2 separate regions of the Homo sapiens genome follow, and region 2 is linked to region 1. A link is a contact called in ENCODE Hi-C or POLR2A ChIA-PET data. All regions are on one chromosome and are shown on one strand. Each heading gives the region's core, a stretch centred on a gene start or an enhancer-like site at or near the end of the contact. The rest is flanking DNA. Distances are from core to core; before and after follow the strand shown. Region 1 holds the start of PDF (peptide deformylase, mitochondrial). Region 2 overlaps WWP2 (WW domain containing E3 ubiquitin protein ligase 2).

Evidence for each region. Hi-C counts contacts between places; a loop is a spot of excess contacts on that map. ChIA-PET counts read pairs that join two places held with the same protein, here RNA polymerase II (POLR2A). Pooled maps may share reads with other maps.
Region 2: a loop to region 1 is called in a pooled map, with 5 times the contacts of the local background. The contact joins the enhancer-like site here to the promoter of PDF in region 1. A Hi-C loop is called at or near these places in 1 of 37 single-sample maps with no recorded cell type and 2 of 50 pooled maps. POLR2A ChIA-PET finds 5 or more read pairs at or near these places in 1 of 52 experiments (BJ).

The regions. Positions count from the first base shown.
Region 1 is chr16:69,329,270-69,335,168 of GRCh38, reverse strand. It overlaps PDF (peptide deformylase, mitochondrial), which reads left to right and starts at 4,581. Exons shown (of 2, transcript NM_022341.2): 1 at 4,581-5,172. The coding sequence starts at 4,599. It overlaps COG8 (component of oligomeric golgi complex 8), which reads left to right. Exons shown (of 6, transcript NM_032382.5): 3 at 1-648; 4 at 2,287-2,455; 5 at 4,074-4,356. The coding sequence ends at 4,330. RefSeq lists enhancers at 3,272-3,919, 4,568-5,215 and silencers at 4,144-4,533, 4,564-4,943.
Region 2 is chr16:69,819,669-69,825,548 of GRCh38, reverse strand. All of the region lies in intron 4 of WWP2 (WW domain containing E3 ubiquitin protein ligase 2), which reads right to left. Among named protein-coding and RNA genes, the nearest start is that of WWP2, 60 kb to the right of the region's middle. RefSeq lists enhancers at 1,179-1,248, 1,259-1,358. Within about 2 kb of position 1,533, at least 20 of the 41 ENCODE cell types and tissues checked have a DNase peak (open chromatin) inside an H3K27ac peak, as active enhancers do.

The sequences.
Region 1 (5,899 bases), core at 3,332-5,831:
CGGTCCATCCTGACTGCCATTCCTAATGATGATCCCTATTTCCATATTACAAAAACCATCGAGGCCTCCCGTGTCCATCTCTTTGATATCATCACCCAGTACCGTGCCATCTTCTCAGACGAGGACCCACTGCTGCCCCCTGCCATGGGTGAGCACACTGTGAATGAGAGTGCCATCTTCCATGGCTGGGTGCTACAGAAGGTCTCACAATTCCTGCAGGTGCTGGAGACCGACCTTTACCGGGGCATAGGCGGCCACCTGGACTCTCTGCTGGGCCAGTGCATGTACTTTGGGCTGTCCTTCAGCCGGGTGGGAGCTGATTTCCGGGGTCAGTTGGCTCCTGTTTTCCAGCGGGTGGCCATCAGCACTTTCCAGAAAGCAATTCAGGAAACAGTGGAGAAATTCCAGGAAGAAATGAACTCCTACATGCTCATCTCGGCTCCAGCCATCCTGGGCACCAGTAACATGCCTGCTGCTGTGCCAGCCACCCAGCCGGGGACGCTGCAGCCACCCATGGTGCTCCTAGATTTCCCACCCCTCGCCTGCTTTCTCAACAATATTCTGGTTGCCTTCAATGATCTGCGCCTCTGCTGCCCTGTGGCCCTGGCGCAGGATGTGACTGGGGCCTTGGAAGATGCCCTTGCCAAGGTGAGCACATTCTGTTGGTTTTCTGCTACCCTGGGCCTTCTCTGGTAATGGGTGGCCAGATTTTTGTAATAAACCCGTCTATTTGACGGTGTCTGCTGACATGGAGAGGTCTAGTGTGGTTTTGGAGGTTCTCCTGATTGAGAAGCTCTGGCCAGTTGCCCTTCATGGGACCTAGGACAGTCCATGAAGTGATTTGCCTATAGTAACAATTCGGTAATACACGTATTAGCTTTCTAGTGCTGCATAACAAATTTCCACAAACTTAGTAGCTTCCAGCAACACATTTATTACCTTCCAGTTTTGGTGGGTCAGGAGTCCAGGCACAGCACAACCGGGTCCTCTCTGCTCAGGGTCTTACAGGGTTGCCATCAAGGTGTTGGCTGGACTATGGCCTCATCTGGAGGTTGGGGCTCCATTTCAGACTCATGCAAGTTGGCAGGGGTCAGTTCTTTGCAATTGCAGAACTGAAGCCTCAGCTCCTAGAGGCTGTCCACTCCATAGGCAGCTGACAACATGGCTGTTTGCTTCCTCAAGGCCAGCAGGAGAGCTACTCTCTTGAGTCTCTTCTTTTAGGTACCTCCTTTTAAAAACTTCATTTGATTAAGTCAGATGATTAGGGACTTTAATTACATCTACAAAACCCTTTACCTTTAGCATATTCTTTTATTTTTATTGTTAAAAGTGTTTTATTTTACAGAGAGATAGTGTCTCCCTATGTTGCCTAGGCTGGTCTCAAACTCCTGGACTCAAGTGATCCTCCTGCTACAGACCCTCAAAGTGTGGGATTACAGGTGTGAGTCACTTGAACTTGGGAAGTCCAGCATCAGAGTCTGTGTTCTTACCCTGTCGCTATGCCACATATCTGTAGTGTCAGCTAGGCTGCTCTGTTGGTTTTGAAACTTCTCTTTCCTAGCTGTTTTCTTACAGTTTTCCAGTGGTTCTAGCTTTCTGAAACCTCGGGGCTTAGTAGAAAGCTTGTATAGTTTTGCTTCATTTTCCTGGATCCAGCACAGTTCTGGTTGGTCCTCCGTGGAAGTTAAGAACCATGTATTGGGCCGGGCGCAGTGGCTCACGCCTGTAATGCCAACACTTTGGGAGGCTGAGGTAGGAGGATCTCTTGAAGCCAGGGGCTCCAGACCAGCCTGGGCAACAAAGCAAGACCCTGTCTCTACAAAAAATTTTAAAACTTAGCCAGACGTGATGGTGCACGCCTGTAGTCCCAGCTACTTGGGAGGCTAAGGTGGGAGTATCCCTTGAGCCCAGGAGTTTGAAGCTACAGTGAGCTGATTGTGCCGCTACACTCCAGCTTAGGTGACAGAGCAAAATCCTGTCTCTAAAAAAAAAAAAAAAAAAACCAAAACCATGTATTCTCTCTATAGTTTTATGACACTCCTCCACTGGAACCGGAAACTATACCCGTAATGTAACAAGTTGGGTCTGAACTTCACATTAATAAAGTGACACAATTGTGGACAATGACCATAATTCTGAGTTTAAATGAGACAGTAAAATAATGTACTGTTAAATTACTTTGTTCAGGAAAACTGGAGGGGCATACATTTTTTTGCCTAGTTTCATGCACTGCTGTCCCAGTGGTGATAGGCTGTCCCAGTAATTGACGGTGCCCTTGTCTCTTAGGTAACTAAAATAATCCTGGCCTTCCATCGCGCTGAAGAGGCTGCCTTCAGCAGCGGGGAGCAAGAGCTCTTTGTCCAGTTCTGCACTGTCTTCCTGGAAGACCTTGTTCCGTATTTAAATCGCTGTCTCCAAGTCCTTTTTCCACCAGCTCAGATAGCACAGACTTTAGGTAAGAGAATGAAAATTCTGTAAACTGCCTTACTGATGTGTAATTCACATACTAAATAATTCATCCATTTGTGTAAGTCAGTGTTTTTTAGTAAATATGAATCCAATTTTAGAATATTTCCATCACTCCAAAAAGATCCTTCATGCACGTTTGTAGTCATTCCTCGACAGCATCCTTAGTCCCTGGCAACCTACTTTCTGTTGCCATAGATTTGCCTCTTCTGGACATTTCATAAAAATGGAATCATACATTATGTGGCTGTATCTGGCTAAGCGGAAGAAGCCAGTCACAAAAGAACTACATACGTATGATTCCATTTATGTGAAATATCTAGAGAAATGGTTTTTACAGTCTTTTTTTTTTTTGAGGCGGAGTCTCGCTGTGTTGCCAGGCTGGAGTGCAGTGGCACAGTCTTGGCTCACTGCAACCTCCACCTCCCGGGTTCAAGCAATTCTCCTGCCTCAGCCTCCCGAGTAGCTGGGACTACAGACTCGCACCACCACGCCCAGCTAATTTTTGTGTTTTAGTAGAGACGGGGTTTCACCATGTTGGCCAGGATGGTCTCTATCTCTTGACCTGTGATCCGCCCACCTCGGCCTCCCAAAGTGCTCGGATTACAGGCGTGAGCCACCACGCCCGTCCTAAAGTCTTTTTTCCAATTCACTTTCACGTCCTTGTCCCTTTGTGGTAGGAGAGGGGCTTGGTTGAGGCACAGCTTCCCAAAGGGCAATGGGTCAGTGCATCACACGTGCAAAGCCTGGCTGCCCTCTGCTTTTTCCCTGGTGCTGCCTGAGGTCTGGGTTCCTGCTGCAGGCACCCTACACTGCTGTTCCGTTACGTTCTGCTTCACAGTATAGCTTCCCATTCCCTGTAACAAAGGTGGTTTTTGCTGTATTAAAACATAGTAATTGATGGCTGGGCGCAGTGGCTCATGCCTGTAATCCCAGCACTTTGGGAGGCCGAGGCGGATGGATCACCTGAGGTTGGGAGTTTGAGACCAGCCTGGCCAACATAGTAACTCCGTCTCTACTAAAAATACAAAAATTAGCCTGGCATGGTGGCGGGCGCCTGTAATCCCAGCTACCACGGAGGCTGAGGCATGAGAACTGTTTGAACCTGGGAGGCAGAGGTTGCAGTGAGCAGCAATCACGCCACTGCACTCCAGCCTGGGCGACAGAGCGAGACTGTCTCAAAAAAAAAAATAGTAATGGCTCGTTTTTTTTCCCTTAAATTTCCTTTTTTTTTTTTTTTTTTTTTTTTGAGACGGAGTTTTGCTCTTGTGGCCCAGGCTGGAGTGCAATGGCGCGATCTCGGCTAACTGCAATCTCCACCTCCTAGGTTCAAGCGATTCTCCTGCCTTAGCCTTCCCAAGTAGCTGGGATTACAGGCCTGCGCCACCAAGCCCGGCTAATGTTGTATTTTTAAGAGAGATGGGATTTCTCCGTGTGGGTCAGGCTGGTCTCGAATTCCTGACCTCAGGTGATCCGCCCCCCCCTCCCCGGCCTCCCAAAGTGCTGGGATTACAGGCGTGAGCCACCGCGCCCGGCCTCCCTTAAATTTCTATATTGAGTTTTATTAGTAACTGTTTTCCATTTTGCTTTCCCCACGTCTGGGTTAGGCATTCCTCCCACTCAGCTCTCCAAGTACGGTAACCTAGGGCATGTGAACATCGGCGCCATTCAGGAGCCCCTCGCCTTTATCCTGCCAAAGAGAGAGACGCTTTTCACCCTGGATGACCAGGCGCTGGGGCCCGAGCTCACAGCTCCAGCACCAGAGCCTCCCGCCGAGGAGCCACGCCTGGAGCCCGCGGGCCCAGCCTGCCCGGAGGGAGGGCGAGCGGAGACGCAGGCCGAACCGCCCAGCGTGGGGCCCTAGCCGGCGTCCCCTGCCTCCAGAACGCGGTGCGTGAGGTTCCCGGCGCGGGGTGGCCAGGACTGCCTCGCCCTGGAAGGTCCGGGGCGGGTTCGGGAGGCGGGAAGGCGCTCCCGGGAGGAGAGCGGAAGGGGGCGGTGCTCACTGCCAGTCTAAGCAGGAAGGCGGGGATCCAGTCGCGGCTTCGCTGTGTGCTGGCCGACGGCGCTTCCCGGCGTGCCCCGCGCTGCGGCCGGAAGGGGCGGGCCGGGTCACTGTTAAGGGGGCCGCCATGGCCCGGCTGTGGGGCGCGCTGAGTCTTTGGCCACTGTGGGCGGCCGTGCCGTGGGGCGGGGCGGCAGCCGTCGGTGTCCGGGCTTGCAGCTCCACGGCCGCCCCGGACGGCGTCGAGGGCCCGGCGCTGCGGCGCTCCTATTGGCGCCACCTGAGGCGTCTGGTGCTGGGTCCTCCCGAACCGCCGTTCTCGCACGTGTGCCAAGTCGGGGACCCGGTGCTGCGCGGCGTGGCGGCCCCGGTGGAGCGGGCGCAGCTAGGCGGGCCCGAGCTGCAGCGGCTGACGCAACGGCTGGTCCAGGTGATGCGGCGGCGGCGCTGCGTGGGCCTAAGCGCGCCGCAGCTGGGGGTGCCGCGGCAGGTGCTGGCGCTGGAGCTCCCCGAGGCGCTGTGTCGGGAGTGCCCGCCCCGCCAGCGCGCGCTCCGCCAAATGGAGCCCTTCCCCCTGCGCGTGTTCGTGAACCCCAGCCTGCGAGTGCTTGACAGCCGCCTGGTCACCTTTCCCGAGGGCTGCGAGAGCGTCGCCGGCTTCCTGGCCTGCGTGCCCCGCTTCCAGGCGGTGCAGATCTCAGGTGCGGGCGGCGGGGACCGGGGCTGCTGGAGCAGCGCGCGCGTCTCTTCTGCCCGACTCCGCGAGAGCGCAGAAGTGGTCGCGGTTCATACGCCGGACCTCCCGCAGGAGCGAAGTGGGATGCGGGAGCGGAGAGGCCTCAGGACGGATAGAAGCTCCTGTGGGGTAGAGCCCGCTCAGATAGGACGCAGGGGCGAGGAGAGGTCCCCTAGTTCCGCTGTTACCTGACAGCCTGGCGTCTGCTTTCTGCTCCCTTGCTCTCTGAGGCAAACACGCTCTTCGGCCCCAGTTAGATCCGCCACGGTGGAGTTGGAGAAGTGGGGGTTAGCCCCCGCCAGCCTGACCCAGCCCAGGGGGCTAGGCCATTCCCCCGTGGTACCACAGGATGCCTCGCGGAATGCGGGCTCTGCTGGGGTCGGGGTGATTGTTCCTGCACAGCAAGCCCGTCGGTTCAAGATGGTCAGAAAAACAAGTGGGGTCTCAAGCTGCAGAACCTCTGTTAGGAGTTGGGAGCCCACAGGTACCTCAGAAGTGGGAGGAGTGTTCGGAAGGGTCGCACCGTAGAAAGATGATTTCTCATCTCAGCTCTACAGTGAGCTCGATAACCTAATTACCAGAGTTGGGAACCAGGTTGAACGCTTGGTAATGGACCGAGATGAGGGACGTTTTCCAGTTAGAAGAGGAGCTGCTGTCTACATTTGCCATCTGCTGTTGCCTCTTGTCAATGG
Region 2 (5,880 bases), core at 284-2,783, 490 kb before region 1:
TCATCAAAAAAATTCAAATACAGAAAGGTAAACTATGACACCTACTCCACAAATGCACACATTCCAAAGCCTTTCCCATGGTATCGCCACTTTAGTTTTTTGGTTTTTGGGGTTTTTTTTTTTTGGAGATGGAATCTCGCTCTGTTGCCCAGGCTGGAGTGCAGTGGCACCATCTCAACTCACTGCAACCTCTGCCTCCTGGGTTCAAGGGATTCTCCTGCCTCAGCCTCCTGAGTAGCTGGGACTACAGGTGCCTGCCACCATGCCCAGCTAATTTTGTATTTTTAGTAGAGACGGGGTTTCACCATGTTGGTCAGGCTGGTCTCGAACTCCTAGCCTCAAGTGATCCGCCCACCTCAGCCTCCCAAAGTGCTGGGATTACAGGTGTGAGCCACTGCACCCAGCCAGTATCGCCCACTTTGAAAAACTTTGTATGAAGTCATTGCAAACACAAGCACAAATATACACATAAAAGCTACAGATGCAAGGCCGAGCACAGTGGCTCATGCCTGTAATCCCAGAGCCTGAGGTGGGTGGATCACCTGAGCTCAGGAGTTCGAGACCAGCCTGGCCAACAAAGTGAAACCCCATCTCTACCAAAAATACAAAAATTAGTCAGGCATGGTTGTGCATGCCTGTAATCCCAGCTCCTTGGGAGGCTGAGGCAGGAGAATCACTTGAACCCGGGAGGTGGAGGCTGCAGTGAGCCAAGATCACACCACTGTACTGCAGTCTGGGTGACAGAGTAAAACTCTGTCTCAAAAAAAAAAAAAAAAAAAAAGCCACAGGTGCAAAGTTGAGGTCATTCTAGGCCCAAAGCTCTGCCCTTTGATTTTTCACTTGTAATCTATGAATCTTTTCAAATATATACAGATGCACTCTATCCACTCAAGAGGGTTTGGGGATTCCTCCCTCCAAGAGAATGAATTCATGCAATACATGTGTTATAAACATTAATTAATTGAGGGAGAGAGGAAAAGGGCAAGAGGAAGGAAAAAAGGAAGGAACAAAGGGAAGGGGGAGGGAGGGGGAGGGGGGAAGGGAGGGAGGGAGGGATATTATTTTCTGAGAAGTGTGTGCCTTACTGTCCTGGATGTAATAAACAGCACTCCCAGGCCAGGCCAGGCACTGAAGTCAGAGTCCCACTCTGTACCTAATAGTGGCACTAACTGCCCACTTATGTGACTGTGACACTCTTACTCTGGTCCAGGATTACCTTCCCTTTTGACGGACCACTCTCCCACAAAGAATAAGCCTCCTACACTAAGAAAAATACTCCAAGAATCCTGGTAGTCTGAAGGAAGAGGGAAAATTAAACACTGCAATGAGATAAATGAGGTCTGATGTTAACATGGCTATTCCGGCAGCCACAGCACCTCCCCTGGGAGAACCTGGGAGGCTGGAATGGACGGTCAGGCGGAAGCCGCCCGAATGACTGGTGCGGAGCAGAGGCCCAAACACCAGATGAAGTGTTTCAGTTTTGTTTTTGGCAAGGGGAAGGAAACAGCTCACATTCAGGCAACAATCTCATTTTCCTGTCACCAGGTCAAGGCCACCATTCCCGGCCTGCAGCAGGTGTTCATTTAGGGCCTGAATGCTACACGGCTGATGAGAAACAGCACAGGCCCTTGGAGAAGATGGCCCAACGCCCCTGTGCCACAGGCTCAAGAGGAATGGAAGAAGTTTCTAGAACTGTACAAATATAACCCTACACTAATGGTAACCTGATTTCGCAGAAAAGTTTCTTCTGAAGACAAGGTGATGTTTTAACAAAAATTTTTGGCTGGGCACGGTGGCTCAAGCCTGTAATCCCAGCACTTTGGGAGGCTGGGGCAGGCAGATCACTTGAGGTCAGGAGTTCGAGGCCAGCAGGGCCAACATGGCAAAACCCCTTTTCTACTAAAAATATAAAAATTAGCTAGGTGTGGTGGTACACACCTGTAATCCCAGCTACTTGGGAGGCTGAGGCAGGAGAATCGCTTGAACCCAGGAGCACAGGCTGCAGTGAACAAGACCGCACCACTGCACTCCAGCCTGGGCAAGAAAGCAAGGCTCCACCTCAAAAAAAAAAAACACAAGAAAAAGAGAAAATTTAAATCAAAAAATTTGTAAATACAAATAAATAAATAAAAGAAGAGAAGTTTCCCAGTCTTTCTCCAGGGACTCAACCTCTAGACCTGCACTGTCCAATATGGGGGCCACAGCTACCTGCAGCCATACTTAGAAGGTGGCTGGTATGGATTAAGATGTGCTGTGTGTCAGAAAGACACACCTGAGGCCAAAAAGTATGTAAAATATCTCATTAGTACTTTTCTTTATACTGATTACATGTTAAAATAGCATTTCAGATATGTGGAAATAAGCTACATTATTAAAATTAATTTCACCTGTGTTTTTGTTTTTACTTTTTTCTTTTTTGAGACACAGTCTCGCTCTGTTGCGCAGGCTGGAGTGCAGTGGCGCGATCTTGGCTCACTGCAATCTCTGCCTCCTGGGTTCAAGTGATTCTCCTGCCTTAGCCTCCCAAGTAGCTGAGATTACGTGCCACCATGCCTGGCTAATTTTTGTACTTTTAGTAAAGATGGAGCTTTGTCATGTTGGCCAGGCTGGTCTTGAATTCCTGGCCTCAAATGATCCACTGGCCTCAGCCTCCCAAAGTGCTGGGATTGCAGGCGTGAGCCACGGTGCCTGGCCTATGTTTTGACTTATTTTTAATATGGCTAGTAGCAAATTCTAAATTATACACACACCTCAAATTCTGTTTCTATTGGACAGCACTGATCTAGCACCTGCCTCCTCCCTGCCGTTGGCCTCCTGTGTGACTTGACAGCAACCAGCTTGTTCCTGCCTCAAAGCTTCCCACATGCTGTTCCCTCCACCTAAAATGATTTTCTCTTGTTCCTCTAGACGATTCCTTTTTCTCTTTCTGGTGTCCAGGTGTCACTTCCTCCAGGAAGCCTTCCTTGATAAACACACATGCATGAACACACACACACAAACACACACACACACACACCCCACCCAGGCCAGGCAAAGTCTCCCATGATGCATTCCCAGATCATCCTGTACTTTGCTCCATCGCATCTGTCACAACTGGAATAGTTTGCACCATTTGTTCGACTTTCTGTTTTCCTCTCTAGAGTCTAAATTCCAGGAGGACAGGGATGCTGTCTGCTGTTCACCACTTCAGCGCCAGCCTCTAGCTCGGAATTCAAAGGTGCTTACTGCACGAAAGCTGATAAATCAGCGTCAGGCCCTGCCCCTGCTACAAGCAAGGCTCATGATCCTAAGAAAATGCCCTACAGAGAAGAAAGAAACTCTCACACAAAACCCTGACCCAACACGAAGAAACTCTTAAGTCTAAGAAGGAAAGAAAAGCAGGGGTCAGGCATGATGGCTCATACCTGTAACTCCAGCATTATGGGAGGCTGAGGTGGAAGGATCGCTTGAGCCCACGAGTTTGAGACCAGCTCAGGCAACAAAGGGAGACCCTGTCTCTACAAAAAATACAAAAAAGCTGGGCATAGTGGTGTGCATTTCTGGTCTTAGCTACTCGGGAGGCTGGGGTGGGAGGATCGTTTAAAGCCAGAAGTTTGAGGCTACACTGAGCTATGATGGCACTGCACGCTAGCCAGGGTGACAGAGTAAGACCCTGTTTCTTATTTAAAAAAAAAACAAAACAAAGAAAAATAGCCGGGCATGGTGGCTCACGCCTATAATCCCAGCTCTTTGGGAGGCCGAGATGGGAGGATTGCTTGAGGCCAGGAGTTTGAGACCAGCCTGACACAGTGAGACTACATCTCTACAAAAAAAAAAAAAAAAAAGTAAGAAAGAAAAGAAAGGGGAGAAAAAATGTCTTGGCCACCTACTGCAGACTAAAATGCAAACAGTCACAATATACCTGTAGAAAAGGAGTAAGAGGAAAGGCCTTGGCCAGCATTCAGCATTTGGAGCAGAATCACCCTTTGCTCAAATATGTGTTCCCACGAGGCTGACCGACTTCCAAAGCCGACACCTCACAGAACACTCTGGAGGCAGCAGCCTGGACCAGGGGAAGGGAATCCTGACAGAGAGCTTTTCTTCTCTCTTCAGGTGAGGCTCCACAAGGCAGCCTCTCAGCCAGCACTCAGTGACACAGGGTGCAGGATTGTTGGAACATTCGTTGCAGGGCCTCCGTGTTTACTTTTTGAAACTTGTGGCTAAAAGGACCTTTTCTTTCCAACAGCTCTCAGCTGATACCAAAGCCAGGAAAAGGGCCCCGGCTGCAACTTTGAGAAGTTGAGGGTGTGGGGCTGAGGGAGGGGGTTGCTTTTGGCATCTTTGGGAATTCCTTGAGGTTCTGGCCTGGGCATATCTGCCTGAGGTGCAGGATGATAGAAAGCGACACACAGAGGGCTTTTCAGAGACCGCTAAAGACAGCCTGAAATCCCAAAGCCTGGCATCTGGTGCCAATCAAAAAAACAGTAGTCGCTGATGTAACTGCAACTCGATCAGGGCAAAATGAAACAACGGCTTGCATTTGGCGGCTGGAACTGGGCTCAGCCCATAGCCTCGCCGGAGTGGGCAGCACGCACCACACTGGTCCTGCTGTCAGCCTCCGAGGTGAGCCGGACACTGGCTGCAAAGACCTAAGTCACAGGAAAAGACGTTCATCCTCAGTAATTAGAGGAGAAAGTCACTCTTTCAACGTCGTGTGTGTGTGTGTGTGTGTGTGTGTGTGTGTATATGCATGTATTCATGGTTTTGTGTTGTAGGTACACAAAAGTGAACAAAATTCACAAAACGCCTGCCCCCATAGACCTTACATTCTATTTGTGGAGGACAATGAATGAGAAAAATAAACAAAATAAACAGTAGTATATGGGGAGAACCGCTTACAAGAAAATAAAGCAGAGAAGAGAAACAGGGAATGCTGGGGAGGAGTAGTCACAATTAAGACAGTTTTTTCAAGGCCACAATATACAATACGTGTGGTCCTATTTTTTTTTTTTTTTAAGAGACAGGGGGCCAAGAGCGGTGGCTCACGCCTGTAATCCCAACACTTTGGGAGGCTGAGGTGGGTGGATCACTTAAGATCAGGATTTCAAGACCAGCCTGGCCAACATGGTGAAATCCCATCTCTACTAAAAATACAAAAAAATTAGCCAAGCACAGTGGCACATGCCTTTAATCCCAGCTACTCAGGAGGCGGAGGCAGGAGAATCACTTGAACCCAGGAGGCGGAGGTTGCAGTGAGCTGAGATGCACCACTGCACTCCAGCCTGGGCAACAGAGTGAGACTCCATCTCAAAAAAATAATAATAACAAAAAATAAAGAGACAGGGGTCCCACTCTGTCACCCAGGCTGGAGTACAGTGGCATGATCACAGTTCACTGCATCCTCGACCACCAAAGCTCAGGTAATCCTCCTGCCTCACCCTCCTGAGTAGCTGGGACTACAGGTGTGGACAACCACACCTGGCTAATTTTCCTATTTTTTGTAGAGGGTCTCACTATGTTGCCCAGGCTAGTCTCGAACCCCATCCATCCCCTGCCCCCGCCTCAGCCTCTTAATGCACTGAGATCACAGGCATGAGCCACTGTGCCCAGCTGTATGATTCCATTTCTATAAAATGTCCAGGAAAGGTAAATCTACAGAGACACAAAGTAGATTCGTGGTTGCCAGGGGCTGGAGGTGGAAAGGGGAATTCACTATAAATGGGCACAAAGGATCTCACTGGGGCGATTGAAAAATTCATGGCAATGACTGCATGACTCAGTAATGTTTTTTTAAATCACTGAATTAATGATTTTTAAAAATCATTTTAAAATCCCTGAATTACATGCCTTTTTTAAAAGGCATGACCAGGTACAGTGGCTCACACCTGTAATCCCAGCATT